2 separate regions of the Homo sapiens genome follow, and region 1 is linked to region 2. The links are chromatin loops, found by intact Hi-C in ENCODE. Cell type or tissue: IMR-90. All regions are shown on one strand. Each heading gives the region's core, and the rest is flanking DNA. Links, peaks and the distances in the headings are about the cores only.

Region 1 (5,387 bases), core at 274-5,273, 91 kb after region 2:
GAGTTTCTCTCTGAGATAAGTAAATTCCTCTGATTTTAGGAATAAGCAAACAACCTAATAACGGTGGAAAGAACAGGTGTGACTGTCTCTTTTGAAGAGATGTGATGCGATTTCCTTGCAGTTGTAAGCAGCTTCCATTGTTCGCTATTTTCTCTACGGTGTTTCTCCCACATGAAGTAAACCTCGCTAACGTTTTTGCTCAGCTCTGAATGGGACTTGTCACTTCTGGTTAGGGAGATATTAACCACCCTTCAGACATACAGAGCAAAATGAAGTGAACCCGGAGCACACACCCACAATACAGCTAAGGGGGAACTCAGGCGAGAAAAGAAACCTTGCTTTTTGAAACTACCAGACCGTTCTCCCACTTAGCTGGTTCTCAAACTCCTGCAAGAATCTTCAAGGGAAAGAAAAAGAAATTCAATGATTTTCATACTCAGGCACCCCTCCCGGCTGAAATAGATGCTTCTATGTGCAGCCTTGAGGCCAGTGGCATTTCCTGACTGGCTGCCACAGTGAACATTCTGTCAGGGGTGTTGTGCTCCAAATATTGTCCCTGGCAGAATGTCTCTGGGCCAACACCCAGTTTTCCTGCCTGACGGTCCGGAGGATGCTCAGGAGGCCACAGAATTGGGATGAGTGCCACAAAGCAGGCTGGAGAAATTCTAGTTGCTGGGCCTAGGGGCAAAGTTAGTTCTCTGGAAAAAGGAGAGAGGATGGCGTTTGGAAGGGTGACTACGGGTTCCCTAGAAAAATACAAAATGACTATAATGTCACCCAGATTACCATGAAAATGTCCCTTTCAGGAATAGTTCAGAGAGGCAGAGTGGTATAGTGAGAAGACGATCCTTTAACAAGACCCATGTTGAGGCCAGGCGCAGTGGCTCACGCCTGTAATCCCAGAACTTTGGGAGGCCGAGGTGGGTGGATCACTTGAGGTCAGGAGTTCGAGACCAGCCTGGCCAACATGGCAAACCCCCATCTCTACTAAAAATACAAAAATTAGCCAGGCATGGTGGCACATGCCTGTAATCCTAGCCACTTGGGAGGTTGAGGCACGAGAATCACTTGAGCCTGGGAGGTGGAGGTTGCAGTGAGTGGGGATTGCGCCACTGCACTCCAGCCTGGGTGACGCCCCATCTCAAAAAAAAAAAAAAAAAAATGGCCCTGGCTCTGGTCACTTACTGTCTGGGGACTTGAGGATTCTTAGGAATCTATTTAAAAATAATATTCTACTAGCTTCTTAATGTAGTCCACAGAGCACAGCTTTGGGATCATACAGATCTGAGTTTGAATGCAGGTCCTTGTCATTTACCATATGTGTGATATCACTTTTCTTTTGCATAGAATTTTTAGCTGGGCACAAAGCCACCAAGCTGAATGCTCCATTTTCCAGCCTACCTTAAAGCTAGATATGACCAAGTGACTAAGCTGTGGAATTGTGAGTGGGAGTGTGCAGCTTCCTCCTTTGCCCTGACAGTGAAAGAAGGTGTCCTGCCGTCCCTTCAGCCTTTTCCTCTTGTCTGGAATACAGACTTCGTGGGGAAGTCATCTTGGATCATGCAAGTGTCCCAGGTGACTGGCAGAGCAAACACAATTTATCCCTGGATTTTTTGCAGTTTCAATCCAAGCCATAAAGAGTTGTACAGATAAAATTCTAAGGCACATATGCTCACTGTAAAGGTATACAGACTTGGAAAAATCTATTTGCAAATGACATATGTGACAAAGAATTTGTATCCAGAATATGCAAAGAACTTTTACAACTTGTTAATAAAAATAGAAACAATTTAAAAATAGGCAAAAGGGTGGGTATGGTGGCTCACATTTGTAATCCCAGCACTTTTGATGGCTGAGGTGGGAGGATCACTTGAGGCCAGGAGTTCAAGACCAGCCTGGTCAACATAGTGAGACCCCCCTCCCCAAGTCTCCTTAAAGAAAAAAAAAAAGTAGGTGTGGTGGTACATGCTTGTAGTCCTGGCCACTCAGGAGGCTGAGGTGGGAGGATCACTTGAGCCCAGGAGGTCAAGGCTGCAGTGAGCTATGATCATTCCACTACGTTCCAGCCCGGGTGACAGAGTGAGATCCTGTCTCTAAAAATAAAATAAACAAGGCAATAGATTTGAATAGACATTTCACCAAAGAAGATATTCAAATGGCTAATAAGCACATGAAAAGATGCTCAAAAGTATTAAGGAAACACAAAACCACAGTGAGATACCATTTCACATCCACCCACAATAATCAAAGACAGACAATGACTTTGGGCAAGGATGTCGAGAAATCAAAATTCTTAAACATTGCTACTGGTAGGAAGCTACTTTGGAAAATAGGCAGTTTCTTAAAAAGTCAACCAAATACTTGCCACATGACACAACATTCCACTCTGTAGTATATACCCAAGAGAAATAAAAACATATGTCCTTAAAAAGACTTGCATAATGTTCATAGCATCAGTGACTGAAAAGTGGAAGCAACCCAACAGCCCATCAGTTAGCAAATGGATAAAATGAGGTATAGTCATACAGTGGAGTACTAAATGGAATGCTAAATGAAAGAAGTCAGACATAAAAGCCACATATATTATTCCATTTTTTAAAAATGTCCAGGAAAGGCAAATGTCCGGGAGAGACTAGGGTTGCCTGGGCTTGCCGGTGAGGATGGGGGTTAATTTGAAATGGGTACAAGAGATACTACTGGGATGTTATATAAGCTGTAAAACTGGATTATGGTAATGGTGACATAACTTGATAAACTGACTAAAAATCATTGAATCACATACTTCAAATGGGTGAATTTTATGATATATATAGTTTATACCTCAGTAAAGTTAAAAGACAGAATTTTACACCAATACAACTTTTAGGAACAAGAGCAAAATAAAACAAATTTTCAGAAAAACAAAAATCGAGAGATTGCCATAAATATATTTTCTATTAAAGGAGCTTCTCAAGGACTTGCTTTAGAAGAAAAATAATGTCAAAAGGAATGTTGGAGATATTAGAAGAAATGGCCACCAAACAAACAATCTAGGAAAGAAGAAAATGTATTAACCTAATTCAGGGCCATTGCAAAAGCCTACAGCGAGCATTAATTTAATGGCAAGATGTCAGATGCTTTCTCTTTACAAACAAGTTCAAGCTAGGATGTGTTTCATCATCAGTTCTTCTCAATTTTGTCCAGGACAGTAGCAAAACAAGAAGAGGAAATAAGGATTAGAAAGGAGGAAATAAAACTGTCATGATCTGCAGATTGTATGATTGTCTTCTCAGAAAAACCAGAAGAATTTATGAATACATTATTAGAATTGATGAGATTTTAGCAAAGTTAATAAAAAAATTAATACACAAAGTTCAACTGTATTTCCACACTCAATTTGAAAGTATAACTGAAATAAGAAAAAAAGTACAAGATACTTAGGTGTCAACCTAACCAAATATGTGCAAAACTCTTCAGGGATAAAGTTGCAACACTTTACTGAAAGGCATTAAAGAAAACGCAGATAAATTAAAGCTAAGTCATATTCTTGGTTAGGAAGATTCACTATTGTAAAGATGTCAATTCTCCACAAAGCAGTTTAACACAGTTTCAGTAAAATCCTAAGAAGATCATTTGTGAAACTTGAAAGTTTTAGTCTAGAATTTTATTTTAAAATTTATATTGAAGAGAAAAAAGCCAAGCATAGCCAATATACTCTTGAAGAACACAATCTTGGAAATCATCCTGCCATATAGCAAGATTTAGTATTAATATAAAGTAATTAAAATAGTATCATGTTAAAGAAGGGATAGATAAATAGATCAATGGAATAGAATGGAGAGATCAGAAAGAAACCTACACAGATCAAGAAACTTGATTTTTTTGAAAAAAGCCATCGCGTATCAGTGGGGAAAGGGATGGACTATTCAAAAAATGATGCTAGAATAATTGGTTATCCATTTGGGAGAAAATAAACTGAATCTCTACCTCACATCATGCACAAAAGCTATTCCACTGATTGAACACTAAAAAATGCGAGCCAAATTTAAACATGACACCAACTTGCATAAAACACACACACACACACACACACACACACACACACACACACGTGCATGTAGAAACTGGTAAAAACTGAATAAGTTGGGAGGCTGAGGCAGGCAGATCACGAAGTCAGGAGATCGAGACCATCCTGGCTAACACGGTGAAACCACGTCTCTACTAAAAATACAAAAAAAAAAAAAAAGCCGGGCGTGGTGGCGGGCGCCTGTAGTCCCAGCTACTCGGGAGGCTGAGGCAGGAGAATGGCGTGAACCTGGGGCAGAGCTGGCTGTGAGCCCAGAGCGTGCCACTGTACTCCAGCCTGGGCAACAGGGTGAGACTCTGTCTCAAAAAAAAAAACAAAAAACAAAAAAAAACTGAGTAAGTTTTGTTAGCAATATTTACCAATGTCAATTTGCAGGTTTTTATATTGTACTACAATCATTTAAGATATCACTATTGGGGAAAACTGGGGGAAGAATTTGCAATTTTTTGTGAGTCTATAATTATTTCAAAAGAAAAAGTTTAAAAAGTGAAAGGAAAAACGTAAAAGTACTTAGAAGGCAATATAAAATATTTTATGACTTCAAGGTAGAGAAAACTTTCTTGGTCTAGACACAAGATGCAGGAATCCTAAAGAAAAAGATTAATAAATATATACTATAGTTAGAAACTTCTTCAAATGACACCATAAATAGTATGAAAATACAAGAGAAGACAGGTGCCATATGTAATCACCAAACAATGTCCAGAATACAAAAATAACTATGAAGCACTGAGAAAAAACCCAATAGAAAAAATGGATTAAATAGACATTTTCACAGAAGAAATCCAAACAGCCCAGAAGCATAAGAAAAAAAAAACCATACACAACCAAACCACTCAACCTAATGAGTGATCAGGGATGTGTTAAATAAAACTCAACAAAATATCATTTTGCATTCAACAGATGAGCAAAAGTTCAAAAATCAGACAGTATCAAATGTAGACAAAGATGTAGAGAAATAGGAACTCACATATGTTGAGGATGGAAATATAAAATTTATATATCCACCATGGAAAAGTGTTGGGCAATAGCTACCAATGCCAATCATACAAAACTGCATGACCCAGCAATTGTAGTCCTGGGTCTACAGAAACTCATGCACATGTGCACCAGGATACATGAATAAGAATGTTCCCCGCAGCATTATTCAAGATAGGCAAAAACCGGACACAACACAAATGTCCCTCAAGAGTTGATTAGATATATTTTAGTATACTTATATAATGGGGTATTATACAACAATTAAAATGAACAAGCCATAGCTCTACAAAACAAAATGAGTGAATCTCACAAACATAAGTTTGAAAGATGTTAGGTGCTA
Region 2 (5,387 bases), core at 199-5,198:
GACACGAAGAAGTGATTTAGCTGGCAACTGAGGCTTGAGGTCTCTTATGACGTTGTATTCAAGACGTGAACTAGATTGCAGCCATCTGAAGGCTTGTCTGGTGCTGGAAGATTTACTTCTAAGGTAATACATGCCTGGCATTTTGGTGCTGGATGTTGACAGAACACTGCATTTCTCCTCGCCAGCCTCTTGGTGGCTTCTTGAGTGTCCACATGACATGGTGGCTGGCTTCCCCAGAGCGAGTAATCCAGGAGGCCAAGGATGAGGCAGCAGTGTCTTTTATGGCCCAGTCTTGGAAGTCATAGACTGTTGGTTCTACCATATTCTCGTGTGTAGGTCAGCCCCAATTCAGTATGGTGGGCACAACAATAGGAGGTGGGGTCCCTGGGGACCATCTTGGAGACTGACTACTGTCCCAAGGGCTATTCACCTTAAAGGCTAGGAGGAAAATACATTTTATCTCTTAAACAGATAGTCATATTTGTTTATTTCTCTATCTCCAATGCTGGAACAGTACCTAGCATATAGTCGGTGCTTAATAAATATTTAATGAATGCATGATTTTATGAACAAAAGACATTACTTTCAAGAAGTGCTTTCTAGTTTGTGAAGTAATTTTCCAGATGTTTTACAACTTGATTCCCATACCTGTGAAGTATAGAGGGCTAGTATTATGAATACTACTATAGAGAAGAGTGAACATATAGTCACGTATGAAAAGCATTGTCCTAATTCACCCAGCCCGGAATCTGATGCTCTTTCCTTCATGCTCTACTCATATCACATGATCATGTCATGACCCCAGTTCCCTGGGCTTCTTCCATGCTCACTGGCTGTGAGGTGGGTATCTTGAAGGGTAGGTAAAATGACCCCTGCGAGGCTGGGACAAACCATTTTAATGGTTTGCAGGGCAGGTCTACTGTGAAGCCAGGGACATTTAAGCATCAAAACTCGCACTCGCATGGACCCTTCCAGGACAATTCCTAACTTTTTTGCCAAGTGCGAGCCATCTATGTGTGACTACATTTGATAAACTGATACAAATTCTAGAAGATGGTAACCTGCTGTTTAGCAATATCCACAGTCATTAATGACAGTGCAGCTGTAAGCGTCCCTTAAAGGCATCAATAAGTTCTCAGAATAGATGCCATGAACATATAGATGATTTACTTAATCTCACAGGAGAAATGTTTTCAAGGATACCTGCAGTCATTGACAATTTCAGTATTTTCCAACAGTTATATTTTTTTCCTTTTTAATGTATTTTAGAGATGAGGTCTCGCTGTGTCACCCAGGCTGGAGTGCAGTGGCACGATCTTCGCTTACTGCAGTCTTGAACTCCTGGACTCAAGTGAACCTCCCACCTCAGCCTCCTGAGTAGCTGGGACTGCATGTGGATACCACCATGCCCGGCTAGTTATTTAATTTTTTTGTAGAGATTGGGTCTTTCTATGTTGCCCAGGCTTCATAGAAGAAATATTTTAAACATAGATACTAATTTGAGTTTTTCTTTAGCTAAAGAACTGAGAAAAATCAGATAAAAAAATTAGTAAGTTATGCAATTGATAAAATCAACCTAAGTTATTTTGATTTTAAGAAACAAGTTGTAGCAAAAGAACTCTTAGTGCCAAAGGCATTTATTCGTTAAGAAGAGGAGGCACATTTTGAAGATAAGTAATGAACAGGGTCTTGGACAGTTGATAGTCCCATCTCTAGGGAGGGCTCATCTGGGTATGCGGGGGATTCTGCAAGAAGGCACGTCTCCCTCTCAGCCCAGGCCCTGTGGGACACAGCTCCTAACAGGCTTGGCCAGACAGGGAGCTCCAGTGAGCTGGGGCTTCTCCTGTAGGCTCATGCCCACCCAGTTTCTCCTCTGACCCATGGGACCTGGCCTTTCTCTAAGGAGCCAATTAGGGGTTCTTAGGCATGAGCAAATAAAAAGAAACCCAGAAGAAACATTCTGTGGGGCTGGACATGGTGGCTCACACCTATAATCCCAGCACTTTGCAAGGATGAGGCAGGAGGACCACTTGAGCCCAGGAGTTTGAGGCTGCAGTGGTCCATAACTGCATGCCACTGCACTCCAGCCTGGACAACAAGTGAGACTCTGTCTCTAAAACAAAGCAAAGAAAGAAATATTCTGTGTTTATTTAAAAGAAATGTTTGCTCCCCTCCAATTCTATCCTTTTGCAATTTCAGAAGAAGCTTTGTCTCTGGATTAGTCAAGCTGAAGTTATTTTTCTTGCCATCCGTGTGGGGAATTTTTCCATTTTTTCCAACAAGAAAATAACCCTTGGGCCAAAGGAACTGTGAAAATGTTTAGTCTCCAGAAAGGCATGCAGTCTCTCAGGGCAGCGGAAGCCCTGCAACTCAACTTTGGAGCGTGCCATTGTGTCATTTATGAAACAACCTCCCTTGCTTTTCCTTTGCACACCCAGCATCCAACTTCTGCCCCCCACAATTCACAATAACTGCCCTATGGGATGTCATGTGGAGATTGATTAGGGTGGGGTGCTGCTGGAATGCCACACAATTATCTGGATACGTGGCATTTTGGAACCAGAGTGTGGATGTGGGCTTGGAGCTTGGAGACTGGCTCTAGTCTCAGTTCACTTGATGGGTGATCATGGGAAAGTCACTTCCCCTCCTTGTGTCTGAGTTTCTCCAGTTGTAAAAAGACAGTGTTTGAACTGGATGATTTCAGTGCTTAATGATTTTTATGAATTATCCTGAAGGGCAGAGGGTGAAGCTAGGATCAGGGTAGTTTCTACAATGATTTATGTGAAATGAGAGATGAAGAAGGCCATTCTCTGTATATTCTTGGGGAGTGGGTAAGGGAGGGGGGAGAGCTCTGATTTTTGAAGTATATATTCATATTACTTTATGTTCTTTAATACATTAATTTTTGGGGGTGTTGTGATATGTGATACCTGTTAAAGCATGGGCTCAGAGAAGGGGACCCTTTTGTCTGGGCCTTGCCTAGATGGTGGATGACTCATTTAGTAGATGCCAGTGTGGATGGTTGATGGCTAAAGATTACACAGTTAAAATAGAAAATAATTTGAATCATAGATAAAGTTCCATTTAATTAGTGTTTCTCTGGGAAGCCTTCCCTAATCTCCCTTCCTTATTGACAGAATTAATAACCACCCTTTGATTCATTCCTACACATAATTTTTATCATTACAAATATCACACTGTAATGTATAATTCAAAAACATGTTAATATTTATTTCCCTGTATCATTGCAGGCCAATGGATATCAGGAAATACTTCGTGGGGAGGAAGCAAGGGTTGTGCTGGTCAAAGCAAGGTTGACAAAGACCTGGCTCAAGAGATCAGTGACTGGAGCTATCCGTCAAAGCAGATCAGGAAGCCAGGTGAATAGGTAGGTACCAGGAGACAGTCAGAAGGCCCAAGTCAAAGCAAGACAGAGTGAGGCACTGAGCAGTATATGTAGTAGCAGTGAAAATAGCTTGCAACGGAGGCCCCTCCTGTCCTGGCCTGGGGGCCTTTTACATGCTTCCTGCTGAGCCAGGTGCTGTGGGTGAGGCTCCACACCTGGCCAATCTCCTGTTTGCTGGCCCAGAAGGGATCCTGAGGGAGATAAGTGAGTGAGGCTAAAGAGGGGAGCAAACCCATCTGTCTCAGTCAGTTTGGGTTGTATAACAAAGTACCATAGATTGCTGGCTTATCAACAATTTATTCCTCACTGTTCTGGAGGCTGGAAGTCTGAGATCACGGTGCCAGCCTGGTCGGTTTCTGGTGAGGGCCCTCTTCCAGGTTGCAGACTACTGACTTCTGGTTGCATCCTCATGAGGTGGAAAGAGAACTAGCCAGCTCTCTGGCATCTTCTTATGAGGACACTAATCCCATTCCTGAGGGTTCCACCTTCATGACCTAATTACCTCCCAAAGGTGCCACCTCCAAATATCATCACATTGGGATTAGAGTTTCAACATATGACTTTCGGCAAGCCATAACACTCAGTTCATTACACCATCTGATGTTTTTCTATGACTGAATATTTATGTAAATAAAATTTGCAAAACAATCTATTGAAATTAAAAGAAAATATAATTTATAATAAATTCATATCAACTTTAAAAATCAACATCACTTAGATTAAAATTACTTAATCTTTTGAAAATGTAATTAAATCTTTAAACATATTTTTATAAAATAAAACCTATTTATTAATACAATTCTAGCCTTTGAGGTCTGCCTGTGGCCAACATAAAGAATTAATATCATGCTTTTTGTATGTTATGGATAGGCCTGCAAATACACAAATTAAAAGTGTTAGGATTTGTTTAATATTGCAAACTATTTCCCAACCATCATGTGAAGCTGTTGTGAATACTGCCTTAATTTTTGACTGATTCCAGAATCACAGGCTGGAGCATTGAGAGAAGCAAGAAATAGACACTCAGCATTCCTAGGAAAGGATACTGCACTTTGCATGAGTCTGTGCATTCATGAAATCTGTGAGGAAGAATAAGGTAAGTTAACTAATTTGCCTAATTCTTATCTGAGTTCATATGGGGCTCACATCCTGCCCATCCTCCAAAGGGAGGTGTCCATCTCCAGCGCTGGCAGCGGCACAACCCACAAATCTTCATGGATGGCATTTGGACAAGGTTTCCCTTTGATTCACAGACACAGGACAAGAGACACGGAGAAGCGTTTCTCTGGGGCCTGAATGGTGTTACTCATCCGAGTGGTGTTTAGGGTTATTGGTTGTGCTGTGCCGATGCTGAGTTCTGAATCCTGAATGACAGAGATGCTCTCAAGTTCCTTAACACATTAATCTATTTTGGGTTTGTGATATGTAAGACCTATAAAGCATGGGCTCAGAGAAGGGGACCCTTTTGCCTGGGTCTTTCCCAGATGATGGATGACTCATTCAATAGATGCCAGTGTGGACGAATGATGGCTAAAGATCACACACTCAAAACAGAAAAGAAATTGAATCATAAAGTTTCATTTTTTGAATGTTCCTCTGTATGCCTTCCCTAATCTCTGTTCCTCCCTTATTGACTGAATTAATCATCATCCTTCCATTCCTACATATAATTTTTATTATTACAAATATCACACTGTAATATATAATTTAAAATTAAGCTAATGTTTGTTTCTCTGGCTAGGTTGGAATCTTGAGCAACAAGGTGGTACCTTAATTGTCCCTATGTCTCCAGCAGGCAGCACAGTGATTGATATTTCATAAATATGTGGGTAGAAGTGGACTGTGAGCATTAGGAGTCTGTGCTTAGAAGCCAAACGTTCCTGGGTTTGAATCATGGTCTTACCACTTCCCAGTTAGGTGACTTTGGAAGTTTCTTAACACCTCTAAGCCTCAGTTTGCTCATCTGAAACTGGGGATAGTG

What was found. Peaks named below come from ENCODE experiments on the same cell type or tissue, not always from the same donor. Only the 100,000 strongest peaks of a DNase experiment are listed, where the experiment ranks them.
Region 1: it touches region 2 in a loop (4-fold over the local background); 11 of 110 quality-filtered maps call a loop at or near these places.

What each region holds. Positions count from the first base shown.
Region 1 is chr15:62,929,614-62,935,000 of GRCh38, reverse strand. No RefSeq gene overlaps it. Among named protein-coding and RNA genes, the nearest start is that of MIR190A, 110 kb to the right of the region's middle. In IMR-90, for the core only: no CTCF peak of the experiment used is centred there; a DNase peak (open chromatin) is centred at 2,380; H3K27ac peaks cover 428 bases.
Region 2 is chr15:63,020,477-63,025,863 of GRCh38, reverse strand. No RefSeq gene overlaps it. Among named protein-coding and RNA genes, the nearest start is that of TPM1, 20 kb to the left of the region's middle. In IMR-90, for the core only: no CTCF peak of the experiment used is centred there; a DNase peak (open chromatin) is centred at 2,303; H3K27ac peaks cover 563 bases.